2 separate regions of the Homo sapiens genome follow, and region 1 is linked to region 2. A link is a loop called in an ENCODE intact Hi-C map of the cell type or tissue named here. Cell type or tissue: upper lobe of right lung. All regions are shown on one strand. Each heading gives the region's core, and the rest is flanking DNA. Links, peaks and the distances in the headings are about the cores only.

The links. A loop is a pair of places that touch in the nucleus more often than their neighbours do. Peaks named below come from ENCODE experiments on the same cell type or tissue, not always from the same donor. Only the 100,000 strongest peaks of a DNase experiment are listed, where the experiment ranks them.
Region 1: it touches region 2 in a loop (5-fold over the local background); 71 of 110 quality-filtered maps call a loop at or near these places.

The regions. Positions count from the first base shown.
Region 1 is chr17:66,160,384-66,170,091 of GRCh38, reverse strand. The region is part of intron 4 of CEP112 (centrosomal protein 112); the gene reads left to right. Among named protein-coding and RNA genes, the nearest start is that of CEP112, 27 kb to the left of the region's middle. In upper lobe of right lung, for the core only: a CTCF peak has its summit at 4,347 (motif pointing right); no DNase peak of the experiment used is centred there.
Region 2 is chr17:65,226,315-65,236,022 of GRCh38, reverse strand. It overlaps RGS9 (regulator of G protein signaling 9), which reads right to left. Exons shown (of 19, transcript NM_003835.4): 19 at 8,320-8,748. The coding sequence ends at 8,616. Among named protein-coding and RNA genes, the nearest start is that of RGS9, 94 kb to the right of the region's middle. In upper lobe of right lung, for the core only: a CTCF peak has its summit at 4,119 (motif pointing left); DNase peaks (open chromatin) are centred at 4,152, 7,122 and 7,602; H3K27ac peaks cover 303 bases.

The DNA.
Region 1 (9,708 bases), core at 572-8,571, 930 kb before region 2:
CATTCCGTTTGCTGGTTTTGGAAAATGCAGCTGCCACAAATCATACATGAATCAGATAGCCATAAGGAACGGAATGCTGCTGACATCCACACAAGTCGGGAAGTGAATCCTTCCCTAGTTGAGCCTCTAGATGAGAACCCAGGTCTGGTCCAATCATGATTGCAGCCTTTTGTGGCCCTAAACAGAAGACCCAGTTCAGCTGTGCCTGGACTTCTGACCTGCAGAAACATGAGAACATTTATGTGTGTTGTTTAAAGCTGTTAAATTTGTAATAATTTGTTATAAAGCAATAGATGACTAGTACAGTCTTTATCCTCATTTTGGAAAAGTATGCAATCTATATATATAATACATGTTTATAAAAACCTCAATATAGAAATATTTAGAGTAAAAAGTCACAATCCTTCTGTGTCCTCTTTATCCCACTTTGGAGTGGTAATCACCATTAACAATTTTGTGCATATCATTTTACAATAGACATCCACACCTATATAATTAAGAAATTACAGGCCGGGTGCGGTGGCTTATGCCTGTAATCCCAGCTCTTTGGGAGGCCAGGGCGGGCGGATCACAAGGTCAGGAGTTCGATACCAGCTTGGCCAATATGGTGAAACCCCGTCTCTACTAAAAATACAAAAAAATTAGCTGGGCATGGTGGTGGGTGCCTGTAGTCCCAGCTACTCGGGAGGCCGAGGCAGGAGAATCGCTTGAACCCAGGAGCCAGAGGATGTAGTGAGCTGAGATTGCACCACTGCATTCCAGCCTGGGTGACAGAGTGAGACTCTGTCTCAAAAAAAAAAAAAAAAAAAGAAGAAATTAAAAATTGGCTCATAATGTACATACTGTTCTGAGACTTGCTCTTTTTTTTACTCAGCTATGTCTTAAACCTGTATCATGTGGACTTCTAAATTACAGATAATCCATAATGTGGATATACTATAATTTAATCTGTCTCTTCTGCTTTTAATTTTTTATTGTTATAAAGAATGCCTGAGTTTACATCCTAGTAATCCATCATCAGGCACCTTATTTAAAAATGCACCCAGGGTTTGTTTTAATCAGACATTATACGATGACAGACATAGAGACAAGTTGCCTTTGAAAGAAGAGTTTATTTCTCACAGTTTCCAAGAGGAGGGAGGCATGCCACACCATGCAGGCCATGTGGAGAAGCACAAGGGTTGGTCAGGAGGCAGAAGTAGCAAGGAGAAGCATGGGTGAGAGCCTTTTTATATAGTGGTGGGATGTTCCCTATTGGACAGAAAGTGAAATACCGATGTTGGGGTTTGTAGTTGGAGGGTTTGTAATATAATTTCCAAGTGCCCACAAAAAGACAGGAATGGTAAGGATGTGGACAACTTTGGCTGTTAGTTTGGTCCATGATTTCAAGATGCCAAATTATCAGTTAGAATATCAAGAAGGATTATTATATGCCTGCATCTGTTTTGGGCTATTATGGACTCCTAGGTGAGAAATTGCTTTGTTGGTGGAGTTATTAGTTGGTTCAACATCTTGTGCAATGGTTAAAAATATATATATATATACACACACACACACATATATACATATATATACACACACATATATACATATATATACACACACACATATATACATATATACACACACATATACATATATACACACACATATATATACATATATATACACACACACACACATATACACATATATATACACACACATATATATAGGTTATTATGGCAAGATCTAATAGGATAAAGTTAAAAAGAAGTACATAAAGTATAGGAAGCTTCCGTTTGTGTTTGTGTATATGTGTTTTAGAGGCTCTGTGGATACATATGTGTTCGTGTGCAGGGAATCTTTCTGGGTACCACACATGAAACTGTTAAAGGTGGTTAGCTTTAGGGATTTGGACTAGTTTGGAGTGTACATTTAAAAACGTTCTTGTAAAAAAAATGTGTCTATGGTATTTCTAATAATCACACTCTTATTTTGATAGATACTGTTCAGTTGCCTTCTGAAATATCATCTTGTTAAAATGTTTGTGCATACACATTGCAAATTAATAAATTTGTATAACAGATATATATACATTTAAACATAAAAATAAAAAATTTTCTAGTAAATAAATGTTTGTGGATTCCACTTGTATTTCTAATTTGTGAAAGCAGAGGCCAAGTGAGGCAAGTCATACCATTTATGGATCTCCTACTGCATGCTAGGTACTGTTCTAGAAATCTTTTCCAAGTCATCAGATTGAATCCTCTCTATAGTCCAGTGAGGCTGACATCATTGCCCTTTTGTATTTATAGACAAGATAACAGCTTCAGGAAAGTCCAGTGACTTTTCCAGTGATGGATCCAATATTGGAATGCAGGGCCTTATGATTTCACACCCATGTTCTTTCTAGTGTATCATATAGGCATAAGTACTTTATGCAGCAAATATGGAAATTTCAGTTTTATCTGTTTTTTTCCACTTGTGCTGCGTCAGCAATCCTGGGCAGCTATACCTTTGTTTTTGGTTATTTCTAGGTTGAGCTGAAAGAAAGCAGTTTGCCTTTGTTCACATTCCACTTCTGACACTTGGCAACCATCTGTCCTCAGGCAAGTTACTTAATTTCTCTAAACCCCAGTTTCATCACTCGTAAATGGAGATAGTGGTAGTACTAACTTCGGGGTTAGTACTACCACTATCTCCATTTGCAAATGGAGTTGTAAGGACAAAGTGAAATAAGACGTGTAGAGCCCTTGACAGAGGGCCTGTTAAGTGTTAGCTGCGGCTACCACCATCATCACTGGTATGGTGATCATTATTGTAATAGTTCATCAGGGCCTTGCTTGTTAGATTGTTTGACCATGCTTTTGCTTCCCTAATTACTAATCCTCCCAAAGGGTATTATCTTAAAGTCTGTTGGTCATTAATTATTTTCAGTTACTAAAAGTCATTTTGTATTCCCTGAGAAAAATAAATTATGACTCTGCAGAAAGGTTATGATTGTAAGTATGAATCCTGCACAATATCAAAATAAAGAATGGTAATTCTATTTTAAAAGAGGCTTTATAGGAATCTTTAAACAATGTAATAGGCCTCTTTTTCAAGGATAGAAGGAACACACAGTGGCTGGCCTCATTGTTTACATTTTTTCACGCCATATATTTGAAGCTGCCTAAGTAACTGTGTGTTTTTTTTTTTTTTTTTTTGAGATGGAGTCTTGCTCTGTCACCCAGGCTGGAGTGCAGTGGCACGATCTCGGCTCACTGCAACCTCTGCCTCCCGGGTTCAAGCGATTCTTCTGCCTCAGCCTCCTGAGTAGCTGGGATTACAGGCGTGTGCCACCACGCCTGGCTAATTTTTTTATTTTTATTTTTAGTAGACACGAGGTTTCATCGTGCTGGCCAGGCTGGTCTCGAACTCCTGACCTCAGGTGATCCCCCTCCCTCGGCCTCCCAAAGTGCTGGGATTACAGGTGTGAGCCACCGTGCTCGGCTGGTAACTAATATTTTGATTTTAGTTCACATCATCTATATATTCTTCATGCTTTATCTCAAAGAACACAAAAGTAATAGGTTGTATTCTTGCTTTACAATTCTGTGAAAAATGTTTTGAAGCTTCTTGTTAATGGCTTGTAGTAATTTTATGTCTTTTCAGTGAAGTATACGTGGTCTGGTAGCTTATCACCAAAGTGCAGTGAGGTTCTGGGATAGGGAAAGATGTAAAAAAATGATTTAATAGCACTTATTATTTTTACTGAAAACTTTGATTAAAAGTTAGGGTAGGGTGAAGAGGAGTAATGTTAAATAAACCCTGACCTTTAAACACTGCTTTACAATGGAAGAAACACGTTGCTTCTGCTTATTTGAGAGGAATTTATTGATGAAAAAGAAGGCATTTAATTAGGTGCCATTTTATTAGGAGCCTACACCAGATTGCTTAGGATTTCTAGGAGAGTGCAAATAATTATTATTAACTACCTACTATTTTTACCATATCAGATTTAGGCTAATTTTATATAAATTATATTTATCTTTTAACTCATGTTGGGTCATCTAAATAATACATGTGTTCATACCTGTAAGAAAGAACTTGGAGAATAATTATCCTATTTTAAATAATTATAGAGGACTATAGTTTTTACATCTTTGCTTTAATGAGATTTTGCCATGGGTTATTTGATGCTAGATTTTAGTTTGGAATGAAGATTCTAATTATGGTCCTGCCCTTATGGAAAATGTGACTTGCTTTATAATGATCCTCTTTATGATATGGTTTTCCAGGAATGCATTGTGGCAAAAAGCTGGGATTCTGTATGTCTTACCCCAATATAGCTAGCATTTCATTTGTGTGTGCAGTTTAATAACATGGCCAGCAGATGGTGATCAAGTATAATGAAAACCCACTTGTGGTTGAAGAAGTTAATCTATGTGAGCAAACATTTTTCACTTTAAAAATATTGATTTAATTTTTTAGTCTGGGCATGCAAAAGAATCTTTTTACTTTGTTAAACTCCACTTTTATATGTAAATGATACTATATAACATTATAAATTGCTCCTCCTGAAATTGTTGGATAATTTAGCAAGGAGCCAATCAATACCTTTCCTTCTTAGTAAAACCTTCTTAAATATTACCTGCCAAAAGTACATTCATTTTATTTGTGAATAACCCTGATGTTTGGGCAGATATGTGTTCTACAGCAGTACTGTTCAATAGAACTTTCTGATGGTAATGTTCTATAGGCGGCACTGTCCAATACAGTCGCCACCAGTAAACGTGACTATTGAACACTTGAAATGTGGCTGGTGTGATTGAAAAACTGAATTTCTAATTTTAATTAACTTAAATAGCCACATGTGATTAGGGGCTACTGTGTTGGGCAGAACAGTACCAGATCCGAATCTTCTGCTTGGCCATTGCAAAACCTGACTGACCAGATGGAGAGCTGGTGGCCTGTTCTCTGTCTCGGTGGGGATGTGGGGTAGGAATGGGGACTAGGGCTTGGGTGCTGGTGCATAGAAACTGGCTCTGCCACATGGGAGACCTTTCTTCTGTGCTTACTTGCATTTCACGGGCAGCTCCCTTTTTTGGTGATGATCACCCATGATCAACATCTAGTTGCTCTTGGTCAATTTCTGCTGTCAGAGGAGCTCCTACTAACAAAAAAGAAACTGTTTATAAATAAATATACACACACACACACACACACACACACACACACACATATATGTGTGTATATATATATATATTTTTTTTGAGATGGAGTTTCACTTTGTTGCCCAGGCTGGAGTGCAATGGCACGATCTCGGCTCACCACAACCTCTGCCTTCTGTGTTCAAGCAATTCTCTGCCTCAGCCTCCTGAATAGCTGGGATTACGGGCGCCTGCCACCACGCCCAACTAATTTTTGTATTTTTAGTAGAGACGGGGCTTTACCATCTTGGCCAGGCTGGTCTTGAATGCCTGACGTTGTGATCCATATGCCTCGGCCTCCCAAAGTGCTGGGATTACAGGCATGAGCTACCATGCTGGCCATTTTTTTTTTTTTTTTTTTGAGATAGAGTTTCGCACTGTCGCCCAGGCTGGAGTGCAGTGGCGCGATCTCCCCTCACTGCAACCTCTGCCTCCTGGGTTCAGTGATTCTCCTGCCCCAGCCTCCCGAGTAGCTGGGATTACAGGTGCCCGCCACCACGCCTGGCTAATTTTTGTATTTTTGGTAGAGACGGGGTCTTGCTATGTTGGCCAGGGTGGGCTCCAACTCTTGACCTCAAATGGTCCTCCCGCCTTGGCCTCCCAAAGTGCTGGGATTACAGGCGTGAGCCACTGTGCCTGGCCAAATCTGACTAATTTGACAATCTTTTATACAATGGACACTTGCTGATAGACACTTAACCTTGTACTCTAGAAATAGGACTGCTACATAAATGAGAAGTGAAAACTGCTTGTTAGAGTACACAATAAAATACAACATTTCACACATATAAAACCTCTTAGCTACTCATTAATTTTCAACATTAATGTGCTAATTAAATGTCACTCTTAGGTATTTACTAAGATGAGGCCAAGTGGCAACTATTTGTAACTGGGATGGAGCAGCTTTGAAAATAATGGTCCTTGGGCCATTTAGGCTTTTTTCTCCCCCAGTAAGTCAGCTTTCTGACAATTTAGTCACATTTCTCTTTTTCTTTCTTTTAATGAGTGAGGCTTTGTAATGACATCTTTTAATTTCACAAGTTTCTGTTTGTCAGGTAATATTGAACAGTTTGGGTTGTCCTTTTTAATAAACAAAAATGGATAACAGCTTATATTTTAACATTTAATTTTAATGAAATTTAAATATTGAGTGTTCTAAGTCAGAGATATATTAATAAACAATGATTTAAATGTACGATTTTTAAATTTGTTTTTATTTTTAAGTTTTAAAATCAAGTGTGCCATTTTAAAGTAAGTAGTTGGAAATACGAAGTCTTAAAGTGTTTATGGATCTGTGCTCACCTTTTTCTAGTTTTGTTAAGCATCTCATTTTTTTTCATTTAGTTTTCTTTTTCTTTCTAATAAAGTTCTTTTTGAAAAATTAAAATAAGTATGTTGTGGATTTTTGGAAGTTATTTTCATTTTTTAATTTTCAGCATTATTTGATACTTTACTGGATTATTAATTGTTATTTATTTTTATGTTTCATAAGTATATTTAGTAATATACCCAAAGAAGACTGTTCTGCAGATGGTATATAACAATATTACCTGCTGCTCAGATAAATGAAAAGACAGAAAATCAGAAGTTCTCATTTTGGTTTTCTGATAATTTGTAATTCAGTAGTTGTATTACTCTTAAAATATTTTACAGCTGTGAAACATAGCATGCATGCAAAAAACATGTACAGTGCATAGGTACACTTTAAAGAGCCACTAGAAGATAAGCATTTCTATACTTTCAACCTAGCCAATAAATAGTATATTACAGTTCTCCAGAAGACCGCTGGGTACCCTTCTCCGATTGCCTCTTCCCTTTGCTTGAGAGGAAATTACTGTCCTGTATTTTGTGTTAATCAGTTATTTACCTCTCTATTTTGAATTTCATGTAAGTGGAATCATACTGTATATATTATTTTGAGACTTGCTCCTTTAACTCATCATATTTTTCAGATTTATCCATGTTAATAAATATAGCTATAGTTCATTCTTTGTCTTTTGGTAAAATGTTAAAATCAAAATACAACACACATACAACAAGACACATCAAAGTGTAAAGCTTGATGAAGTTTTACAAAATGTATATATCTGTGAAATCTCTTTCCAGGTCAAGATAGAGAATATAGCTACCTCCCCAGAAACTCTTTCTTGCTCTCTCCCAGTCATTTATCACCTCTTGAAGAAGGAACCACTATTCTGTATTATGTTACCATAGATTCGTTTTCATTGTTTTTGATTCATAAAGCGTGTTCCCTTTTGTTTCTGTCTTCTTTTGCTCAACATTATGTTGTGAGATTGATCCATGTTGTTGCATTTAGCAATGGATTTTTAAAATTATTGTATGAATATATCACAATTTATATATCCATTGTACCATGGTTGGACTTTTGGTTTTTGACATTACAAGTGATTCTACTGTGAATACTCTTTTACATGTCTCTTAGTACACAAGTATACACATTTTTTTGAGTGTTGACTTAGAAGTGTAATCATAGTAGGCACTGCTGATAAAATTTCTCAAAGTGGCTGTACCAGTTTACATTTCCACTAGCAAGATTGAAAGTTCCCATGGCTCTCCATCCTTGCTGAAACTCGGTTTGTAAGTTTTTAATAATTTTAGCAATTCTGGTATGGCAGATGTATAGTTTGAATTTGCATTTTCCTTCATGACTAATGATATCAAGATCTTTTTTAATGTTTATCGATGATTTGGATATCCTCTTATGTGAAGTTTCTGGTTGAGTCTTTGATCTTTTTTAAGTATGGAAAAAATGGTTTGTCTGTCTTTTCACTGTCGATTTGTCTTTGTATATTCTGGATACTAATTCTGTGTTGAATATATGTATTGCAAATATCTTTTTTCACTCTGTGGCTTGCATTTTCACTTTCACTTGTGTCTTGGTCCATTTCGTGCTGCCGTAAGAGAATACCTGAGATTGGGTAATTTATAATGAACAGAATTTATTGACTCACAGTTCTGCATCTGATTTTTAAGAAAATTATACTTTAAGTTTTTTTTTTACAGTGTAATGTGATATGTATTTACTTATTTTTAAATTCGTGCAGAGTTTTTTTATTCTTTTTTTTAATATACTTTAAGTTCTGGGATACATGTGTAGAATGTGCAGGTTTGTTACATAGGTATACACATGCCACGGTGGTTTGCTGCACCCATCAACCCATAATCTACATTATGTATTTCTCCTAGTGCTATCCCTCCCCTAGCCCCCAATCCCCTGACAGACCCGGTGTGTGATGTTCCCCTCCCTGTGTCCATGTGTTCTCATGTTCAACTCCCACTTATGAGTGAGAACATGCGGTGTTTGGTTTTCTGTTCTTGTGTTAGTTTGCTAAGAATGATGGTTTCCAGCTTCATCCGTGTCCCTGCAAAGGACATGAACTCATCCTTTTTTTTATGGCTGCATAGTATTCCATGGTGTATATGTGCCACATTTTCTTTATCCGGTCTATTATTGATGGGCATTTGGGTTGGTTCCAATTCTTTGCTATTGTGAACAGTGCAGAAATAAACATACGTGTGCATGTATCTTTATAGTAGAATGATTTATATCCTTTGGGTATATACCCAGTAATGAGATTACTAGGTCAAATGGTATTTCTGGTTCTAGATCCTTGAGGAATTTCCACACTGTCTTCTGCAATGGTTGAACTAATTTACACTCCCACCAACAGTGTAAAAGCATTCCTATTTCTTCACATCCTCTCCAGCATCTGTTGTTTCTTGACTTTTTAGTGATTGCCATTCTAACTGGTGTGAGATGGTATCTCATTGTGGTTTTGATTTGCATTTCTCTAATAACCAGTGATGATGAGCTTTTTTTCGTATGTTTGTTGGTGGCATAAATACCTTCTTTTGAGAAGTGTCTATTCATATCCTTTGCCCACTTTTTGATGTTTTTTTTTTCTTGTAAATTTCTTTAAGTTCCTTGTGGATTCTGGATATTAGTCTTGTGTCAGATGGATAGATTGCAAACATTTTCTCCCATTCTGTAGGTTGTCTGTTCACTCTTATGATAGCTTCTTTTGCTAGGCAGAAGCTCTTTAGTTTAATTAGATTCCATTTGTCAATTTTGGCTTTTGTTTCCATTGCTTTTGGTGTTTTAATCATGAAGCCTTTGCCCATACCTATGTCCTGAATGATATTGCCTAGGTTTTCTTCTAGGGTTTTTATGGTTTTAGGTCTTATGTTTAAATCTTTAATCCTTCTTGAGTTAATTTTTGTATAAGATGTAAGGAAGGGGTCAAGTTTCAGTTTTCTGCATATGGCTAGCCAGTTTTCCCAACACCATTTAATAGGAAATCCTTTCCCCATTGCTTGTTTTTGTCAGGTTTGTCAAAGATCAGATGGTTGTAGATGTGTGCTGTTATTTCTGAGGCCTCTGTTCTGTTCCATTGGTTTATATATCTGTTTTGGTACCAGTACCATGCTGTTTTGGTTATTGTAGCCTTGTAGTATAGTCTGAAGTCAGGTAGCATGATGCCTCCAGCTTTGTTCTTTTTGCTTAGGATTGTCT
Region 2 (9,708 bases), core at 731-8,730:
GTGAATTTGACTACTCTAGGTATCTTATATAAGTAGAATTGTTACCAGAAAGGGGTCCTGATCCAGACCCCAAAAGAGGGTTCTTGGATCTTGAGCAAGAAAGAATTCAGGGCAAGTCCACAGAGGAAAGTGAAAGCAAGTTTATTAAGAAAGCAAAAGAATAAGGAATGGCTACTCCATAGGCAGAGCAGCAGCTTGGGCTGCTGGACTAGGATACTTATAGTTATTTCTTGATTTATATGCTAAAGAGGGGTTTAATTATTTATGAGTTCTCTGGGAAAGGCATGGGCAGTTCCCGGAACTGAGGGTTCCTCCCCCTTTTAGGCCATATAGGGTAACTTCCTGACAATGCCATGGCATTTGTAAACTGTCATGGCACTGGTGGGAGTGTCTTTTAGCATACTAATGCATTATAATTACCACATAATGAGCAGTGAAGGTGACCAGAGGTCACTTTCGTCACCATCTTGGTTTTGGTAGGATTTGGCTGGCTTCTTTACAGCAGGCTGTTTTATCAGCAAGGTCTTTATGACTTGTATCTTGTGCTGATCTCCTATCTCATCCTGTGACTAAGAATGCCTTCACCTCATGGGTGCAGCCCAGTATGTCTCAGACATATTTTACCCAGCCTCTATTCAAGATGGAGTTGCTCGAGATTGAACACCTCCAACAGAATCATACAGTATTTGTCCTTTTATTACTGGCTTATTTCACTTAGCATAACATCTTCAAGGTTCTTCCATGTTGTGGCATGTGTCAGAATATCCTTCCTTTTTAGGTTGAACAATATTCCTTTATATGTATAGACAACATTTTGTTTATCCATTCCTCCACTGATGAACATTTGAATTGTTTCCAAAGTTTAGCTATTATGATTAATGCTGCTATGACCACAGGTATACAAATATCTGTTTGAGTCCCTGCTTTCAATTCTTTTGGATATCTAACCAGAAATGGAATTACCGCATCGCATGGCAACTCTGTTTTCAATTTTTAAAGGAAACACTATACTGTTTTTCATAGTGGCTACACCATTTTTCTGTTTTATTTTGTTTGGTGTTTATAACAGACATTCTAGTTGGTGTGAAGTCATATCTCATTGTAGTTTTGATTTGCATTTTCCTGATGATTAGTGATGTTGAGCATCTTTTCAGGTGCTATTGGCCATTTGTATATCTTCTTTGGAGAAATGTCTATTCAAGTCCTTTGCCCACTGCCCCTCCACTCCCCCCCCCTTTTTTTTTTGAGACAGAGTCCCTCTCTGTCGCCCAGGCTGGAGTGCAGTGGCATGATCTTTGCTCACTGCAACCTCCGCTTCCTGGGCTTTGGTGATCCTCCTCCTCAGCCTCCTGAGTAGCTGGGACTACAGGCATGCACCACCATGCCTGGCTAATTTTTGTATTTTTGACAGAGATGGGGTTTCACCATGTTGCCCAGGCTGATCTCAAACTCCTGAGCTCAAGTGATCCGCCCATCTCGGTCTTCCAAAGTGCCGGTATTACAGGCATGAGCCACCACACCTGCTCCTTTGCCCATTTTCTAATCAAGTTGTTTGTTTTTGTTGTTATTGTTGAGTTGGAGGAATTCTTTATATATTCTGGGTATTAAACCTTTATCAGGAAAGGGTGATTGATATTACATTTTTTAGTGGTTGAAGGAAAGGGAAGAAGAAAGAAGAAGGAGGAGGAGGAAGAGAGACCACATGTGGCCTGCAACGTCTAAAATATTTATTAACTGACCATTTACTGAAAAAGAAATTGTTGACATAGAAGATGAGAGGGACGGTAGATGAGAAAAGGAGAATAAAGATAAAATTTTACCTTTTTTTAAGCATTAGAAATAATTAGGGCAAAATGTTAACTTTAGGCAATTCTAAGTAATATACATATGGATGTTTATTATATAATTTATTGTATTTTCTGTATTTTCAAAATTCCAAAATTTATTTTTTTACTTTATTTTATTTTTTGAGACAGAGTCTTGCTCTGTCACCTAGGCTGGAGGGCAGTGGTGAGATCTCGGCTCACTGTAACCTCCACTTCCCGGGTTCAAGCGATTCTCCTGCCTCAGCCTCCCAAGTAGCTGGGATTACAGACACCTACCACCATGCCCAGCTAATTTTTGTATTTTTAGCAGAGACAGGGTTTCGTCATGTTGGCCAGGCTGGTCTCAAACTCCTGACCTCAGGTGATCTGTCCGCCTTGGCCTCTCAAAGTGCTGGGATTATAGGCGTAAGCCACTGTGGTTGGCCAAAATTCCGAAATTTAAATATAGATTACATACATAATATATAACGTGTGTATATACAGAGAAAGAGAGAATAAATGGCATTAGGCTTCAATTGGAGTGTTTCTACCACTTGTAAGTGGGGAAATCACATCTGCAAACTGAAGGTGGTCTCCCGCCTCCCAACACTGTAGTGAGGACTAAATGTGAGCAGGAATTCACGAGGGGATCTTTAAATGTAGGCCTGTAAGCTGTGGTTGTCTGAATCCCTAACTCCCCATGATGGAGTCCTTCACGACAAAACAACTTGATAGCTACCTACGGGTTAAGGTGAGGGAATAAAGCGTGCAAAAGTTAGAAGATGGACTGTGAAAACGTTTTCTAAAGGCTCTGTAGGGAGACCTGCTGTAATGTGCCCAGGACCAGCCCAGAGTATGACTTTGGTCACATTCGTTTAGCCCCTCCGTACCCCAGCTGCCTCGTCTAACACACTGCGCTCCCCTTTCCCTAAACATGATGGGTCAGGGAGACAGAAGTGCGCTTCGTAAAGCATAGAGCTTCTCACAAACATCCTGGTGATGCTTTCCACAAGCCTCTCCATGTTCCCATGGAGTAACCGCTGTATTAGAGGTGGCATAGTGTTCCCCTGACACCTGTGCCAGTACCAGGCGCATAGCCACAGCGCTCCATGCATGCGCCACACAGACAGTCCATGCCTGCATGGACCAGACTGTGCATGGACCAGAGTGTGGCCCTGGGCGCTTGTGTGCACACGCGCACCTCTATGCACGCAGGCTCCCGCCCCTCCTTAGACATAGCTGATGCTGCTGTAACCAGAGCCAATATCCCAAGCCAGCTGTCCCTAATAAATATACTCCCCCCACTCCCAGGAGTCCATGAATACTCTCATTCTGTTCTTCCCAGAAGAAAAAGAGACTGCCCCTCCCTCAGTCGCCTCTCATGAGGCCATACACAGGTCTCTCCTACCAGCTGAATAGTTTAAAAGATTGTTTTCTGATCCCGTTTATCCCCCCTACATGCCACCCCATTCTGGTCCCTCTGGGTGCCCCAGCTCAAGCCTCACCCCCTCAGCAGGGGAGCTGTAATCCCTCAGGTTGTCGTCAAAGATGAATGAGGGACCAGGCACAGTGGCTCATGCCTGTAATCCCCGCACTTTGGGAGGCCAAGGCAGAAGGATTACTTGAGCCCAGGAGTTCAGGACCAGCCTGGGCAACACAGGGAGACCCCATCTCTACAAAAAGCATTAAAAAATTAGCCAGGTGTGGTGGCAAGTGCCTGTAATCCCAGCTACTTGGGAGGCTGAAGTGGGAGGATCACCAGGAGTTCTAGGCTGCAGTGAACTATGATCACCACTGCACTTTAGCTTAGGTGACAGAGCAAGACCCTGTCTCTAAAAAAGAAAAATGAATGAGGCTTCGTGGGCCTCCAGTCCTAGGAGTCAGAGCTTGACACAAATGCCCTTCGAGAGTGGGATTCTTCTGGCCGCAGTCGGCAGGAGAGGGAGGGGGTTTTCTTTCTTTCTGCTGGAGATTTTCTGCAGAGGGTTCCAACCCTCACTCAAAGCCACTAGGGACAGAGCCTTGCCTCCCTCCTCCCAGCCTCCCCATCCCTGGTCCCCATAAGCTCACAATAGCCAGGAGAGCCACATAAGGGCCCCACAGTCACCCAGGGTTGCACAGGTAGACAAGATGCTTCTCTCTCATGGGTCCCCACTTTGGCCAGCTTATCCTGCTACCCCCACACCCCAATCTGGCTTTCCAAAAAGGAAGGCACCGTTCTTCAAGCCCCTCTCCCTTCTCTGACACAGGTCTCTGAATGCTAACAAGAAACTCCCAGCCGCCTCTCTTTAGGGATCTGTGAGCCTAGGACTCCCTCTTCTGGTGAAGTGTGAGGAGGTGACAGCTGCCCAGAGGGGAGGGCTGACCTCTGAAGCTGGGGTGTGTGAGGCATGAAGTATCCCCGGATCCCGGCTTCCTTCAGCCTTCCCAGCTCATGAATCATTGGCCTTCTTCTTTTCTTCCTCAGCAAATAAGCAGGAAGCAGCCCTGCCTCCTCTCAGACTCAATGATTTCACCCTGTTAGTGGTGTTCGTTCATTCTCACACTGCTGTAAGGAACTAACTGCAGCTGGGTAATTTATTTAAAAAGAGGTTTGATTGACTCACAATTCCACATGGCTGGAGAGGCCTCAGGAAACTTACAATCATGGCAAAAGGCAGAAGAGAAGCAAGTATCTTATTCACAAGGCAGCAGGAAAGAGAGAGAGCCCGAGGAGATGCCAAACACTTATAAAACAATCAGACCTTGTGAGACTCAATCACTATCGTGAGAACAGCATGGGGGAAACCGCCCCCATGAGCCAGTCACTTTCCACCGGGTCCCTCCCTCAACATGTGGGGATTACAATTCCAGATGAGATTTGGGTGGGGACACAGAGCCAAACCATATCAGGCTAGAAGGCCTCAAAAATCTAGGAAACCCTCTACCTAAGTGAGAGCCAGTAGGGGGATCCCAAGAGCACCATGTTGAATGGTTTATGTGTTAGTCAACTAAGAACCTCCTTGTTCTCCCACCCTACCTCTGCTTTTCCGGGGTCCCCCCTCCGACCCCCCTGCAGACATCCCAGCTGCAACAGCCCAAGCCCAAGGAGGGAAGGAACCTTACCTTTGAATGAAGTTCCAAGTTTTGCTTATTACACTAACATTGAACTGCATACAGAACTAAATGGAGACTGTCCTTGTCACTGATCATACCTGGAGGATCTGTATTATCTAAAAGTGACCAGAAAAGTTATGGGACTTCTCAGAGTTTTCATCCAGGTTTAGGAAAAGAAATAACTTGCAGCATAGGTTTAAAGGAGCATCTTGGGGAAAAAACAAAACTGTTTTTTTCTTGCACTACATAAGGTTCTGAGCAGCCAACACAGTTATATCCATATCACTCTATAGGTTTCCAAGCAGCCCTGTGAAGAAGGTCAAATTGTTACTCCCAGTTCACAGATGAGGAAATCAAGGAGCTGTTCCAAGCTGGAAAGGCAGGCGGCAGGATTCCCACAGCCCACAGCCCTGCACTCCCCCAACATGGACTAGATCCAATGCCCCCAGCTTGCTCCTCAAGCAATGATAGCACCTCCATGAGGGAATCAACTTTATTCCCAGGACCTCACTTGGTGTTTGACACCTAGCCGGTGTTCAGCCTTGAGCAAGTGGAAAGCACCCAACCATGGAATACAGCATAGCTACATTTTATAGGCATTTACCAAATATTGGCCAAACAGAAACTAACTGGTCACTCCCGTCTCCTCTTGCCCCACCTCTTGCATTATGTTATGTTATGTTATGTTACGTTATGTTATGTTAGTGTAACCCATTACCCCCAAAACTGTGTAATAATTCCACTGTGGGAGAGACCAAGTGTCCGCCAATATCCACTCTCCCCATCTTCCTTCCTCTAGCTAAATCTCTAGAAGTTTAACTACTCACAAACTGGCCTAACTGAAGACTACATTTCCCGGACTCCCGTGCAGCTAGCCATGGTCATGTGACCAAAGGCCAACCAATGGGATGTGAATGGAAATGACCCATGCTACTTCCTGGTTGTGAACTTAAGATGAAGCCACCTTCCCACCATTGCCTCTTTTTCAGTTATCCCCTGGGTATGGGCATGGGTGTAGGGGTGGTGAACCAGCTTCAATCACTACCTCAAGGCAGTGGTTCTCAAGCTCACCTGGACATAGACATCACCTGGGAGAGGCGCTAAAAAAAATCCCAGTGTCACAGCTCTGTGCGTGTGCCCTGGACAGCGGGATCTTTCAAGTTTCCCCAGTGGATTCTAATGTCCAGACAAGATGGAGGAGCATCATACTTGTGACCAGGGGATGGGTGGAGCAACAAGATAAAAAAATTTATTGGTTGTTGGATTTTTTTTTCTCTTCCCTGGCCTCCATTCACTTCCAGCCCATGACCTGGACTGCCCTACTGCCTTTAGGCAACTCTGTGTTACAGACAGAAACTCTGTCATGTTTGAACCCACTTCCTCCCTTCTGAGGTCTATTTATTACTGAACTATAGCCTGGACTTTATTTAATCCAACCAGTGGATTCTGGAGCCTTCTGTCATTGACGCTCTATCCATGTGGATCTTAGTTTCCATGTGGGCTTAGTTTCTCTTTAGGACCCTGGGGGCTTAGGAGAGGAACCCTTAAACACTGATATACAAACCTAGGGTTGAGATTCTCCTTATTTCTTGACATTGGCTGGTAGTAAACTAAGGGTGTGGATTGCTTCGCCTTTCATCTCATTTTAGATCAGCATTGCAAATAAAGGCATCAGGTTAACAGCTCACTCACTCTTCCAAGAAAGGACCAGACTCTCTCACTTACATTCTGGGGGAAAATTTTTCTTAGCCCTTTGTGAGTGACTCTTGTGAGCCCAGTGGAATAGATTCAGTAAAATCTACAATGAGCAATGGTCTTTAAGTATTGAAGCTCTGTGTTTTCCCTACGGGGATTAGCAAATCTAGGTTTCAGCCATGCACCCACCCAACATTCATTTGTAGAAGTGTGCAGAGATGAGTCAGCAACCCCAGTATTTATGGGCTAAATAAGTTGTCAGAGGTTAAAAGCAAGTCAGGGGCTCTTATCTACTAATTGAATTCTGAGGAAGTTGAGGGCTAAAGGGGAGGGGTATAATGAGTGGTTTGGCAAACCACTTGATTTTTTTCTCCTGTGAGGACTTCCTATGCAACTTTTAAGAGCTGTTTTATTCACCGCGTAGCCCTTAATCGCAACCCGCTGTCCAATCTAATTATGATCCCAGCAGTGCCGTTTGGGGCAATACTTCAGAGCATGCGCAGAAACCAGGGACAAGTACATACGCTGTAATCTCTAGTGCGGGGTTTCTCAACAGTGGCACCACTGGTGGTTTGAACTGATAATCTTCTGTTGTGGGAGCTTCTGTGCATTGTAGGATACTTAGCAGCGTCCCTGGCCTTTACCTGCTAGACACCAGTAGCAACCCCCACCCACTGCCGCAGTCTTGATAACCAAAAATGTCTCCAAACACTGACCGGTGTTCCCTAGAGGGCAACATTGACCTGGTGGAGAAACACTGTCCCGGATGAATTCCATGAGACAAGGAGTCCTACTCACAGCAACATCCCCAGCGCCTGTCATAGCGTCTGGCACATAGTAGGGACTCAATAAACACATGTTGAGTGAGTAACTAGGAGGGGAGGTGGGAGGAGCACACCAAAGCCCAAACCTCTAGAATTTCCCACTGGCCTAGTGCAGCGGAAGTGAAAAGGAGCACTCAGATCTCCAACTGCAGGGAGCACGCGGGCTGATGGCCAAGCTGCTGCAGCTCAGGATCCACCAGCATATCCATGCCAAGGTCAGGCTTTCCACGGGATCTCCCAGCACATGACCATGCACCGTGGGGGTACGAATGCAGGGCCGTTCCCAGAGATGCAGGCCCTCTCCAGCAATGACTTTGGCTCAAGGACACCCCAGCAGCCTGGTCAAAACTTTCTTGGACTGCACAAAGGACACCCCAGCAGCCTGGCCAAAACTTTCTTGGACTGCATAAAGGACACCCCAGCAGCCTGTTCAAAACTTTCTTGGACTGCACTGCCATCTAAGACTCTCCCTGCCCAGAGGTCAGACTTGCAGCACGGTCTGGACTGCCCCCCGCCCCGAACCCCCTCAACACTCAACTTCAACTTTCTCCAGCTCTGGCCCTTCCTTTATCTACCACAGGTGTTTTCCCCAACAAATCTCTTGTCCATCGAATCTCACCTTGGTGTCTGCTTCTTGGAGGACCTGAGGCAACACACCTGGCATTTTAGGAGTGTGCCTGCTCCCAGCCCTCTGTCCATTCCTGTGAGATGCCATGCCCCGGGGCATCCCCTGGGGAGCTCTGCTGATGAGAAAAGCATTGTGCACAAACCCATTTAGACAAGGAGAGAGCTCTTGGAAGCGACTCAATGTCCCTTTGTCCAGAAGATTGAAGAAGACGTGAGTTTAACTCATAAATAATAGCTCACAAATTACTAACAAAACCAGACACACACTAACATTCCAAGAAACTTAAAGTTAACCTTTTATTGGTTTTAAGGCAGCAGGGAAAGTCTTCTGGTCCACATGCGTTTCTTCTGCCCAGGGGAGGGAGGGTCAGGAAGAGGAGAAGGAGTTGGCCCCTGGTAACCAGCCAGAGCATTCTTTGCCACAATCTACCCCATCTTGTCTCCCCAATCTTCAAATGTCACCCAAATGCACTTTGGTTCTCGAGCAAGTGTGTCCTGTGGCCCATACCATGGCATCTGTCAGAGCATCTTCCTGGTCCAGAGCCCCCAGCTCAGCCTGCCTCTTTCCTTACAGGCTCTCCCAGGGGCAGATGACCTCCTTTTCTGTGGCCCGGTCACCCGACTCTCCTGTTCCAGCATCCTCCGAGTCCATCAAGCAGGTCCCGCTCCCCGTGGGCACATCCATTTTGATCTGGAAAAAGCTTCAGGTGCAAGAGGAAAGCCAGTAATGTAGGGGCAGGGGCAGGAGGGACTGCACCTCCCCAAATCATCCTGACATCCTTGAAGATGAACATACCAGGTGCATTTGCCAAAGACTGTGGTGGGGGCAGGTATAGCTCAGGGGTAGAGCATTTGACTACAAAGGTTGTGTGTGCAGTGATTGGCTTGGTGGAATCTTTTTATTGGGGATTCATATTTTCATTTTGAATGAAAAATAATTCTGAAGGTGCTTTGTTTTCATTTTTGAGGTGCTCGGATCCCTGTGGTTTTGATGGATTCAGGAGGTCCCTGTAGGACATACCAGGACTTAGTCATCAACCCCTTTAAACTGACTTCATGGGTGCTGGGCACTGTGGCTCATGCCTGTAATCTTAGCACTTTGAGAGGCTGAGACAGGCGGATCGCCTGAGGTCAGGAGTTCGAGACCAGCCTGGCCAAAATGGCGAAACCCCGTCTCTACTAAAAATACAAAAAAATTAGCCGGGCGTGGTGGCATGTGCCTGTGATTTCAGCTACCTGGGAGGCTGAGGCAGGAGAATTGCTGGAACCTGGGAGACGGACACTGCAGTGAGCCAAGATTACACCACTGCACTCCAGCTTGGACTACAGAGCAAAACTCCATCTCAAAAAAAAAAAAACACCCAGACAAACAAAAAACTGCCTTCTGAGGAAGTAGTGGCCCTTGAGAAGAGAGCCTTTTAAAGTCCCAAGCCCATGTATGAGGCATAGCAGCGGCCCCAAAGCTGGAATATTCCCTCTGCAGGGCCTGTTGGGAAAAATCAATAGACACACTCACACAGGATTCTGACCCTTCTCCTAAGGCAACTAGAGTCACCTGCTCCTCCCTCTCCCCCTAAGCGACACAGGCAGGAGGGATAACAACCTCTGCCTGGCTGTCCCCGGGTATCCCTGGCAACCTAAGACTTCTGCATGGTGCTTTC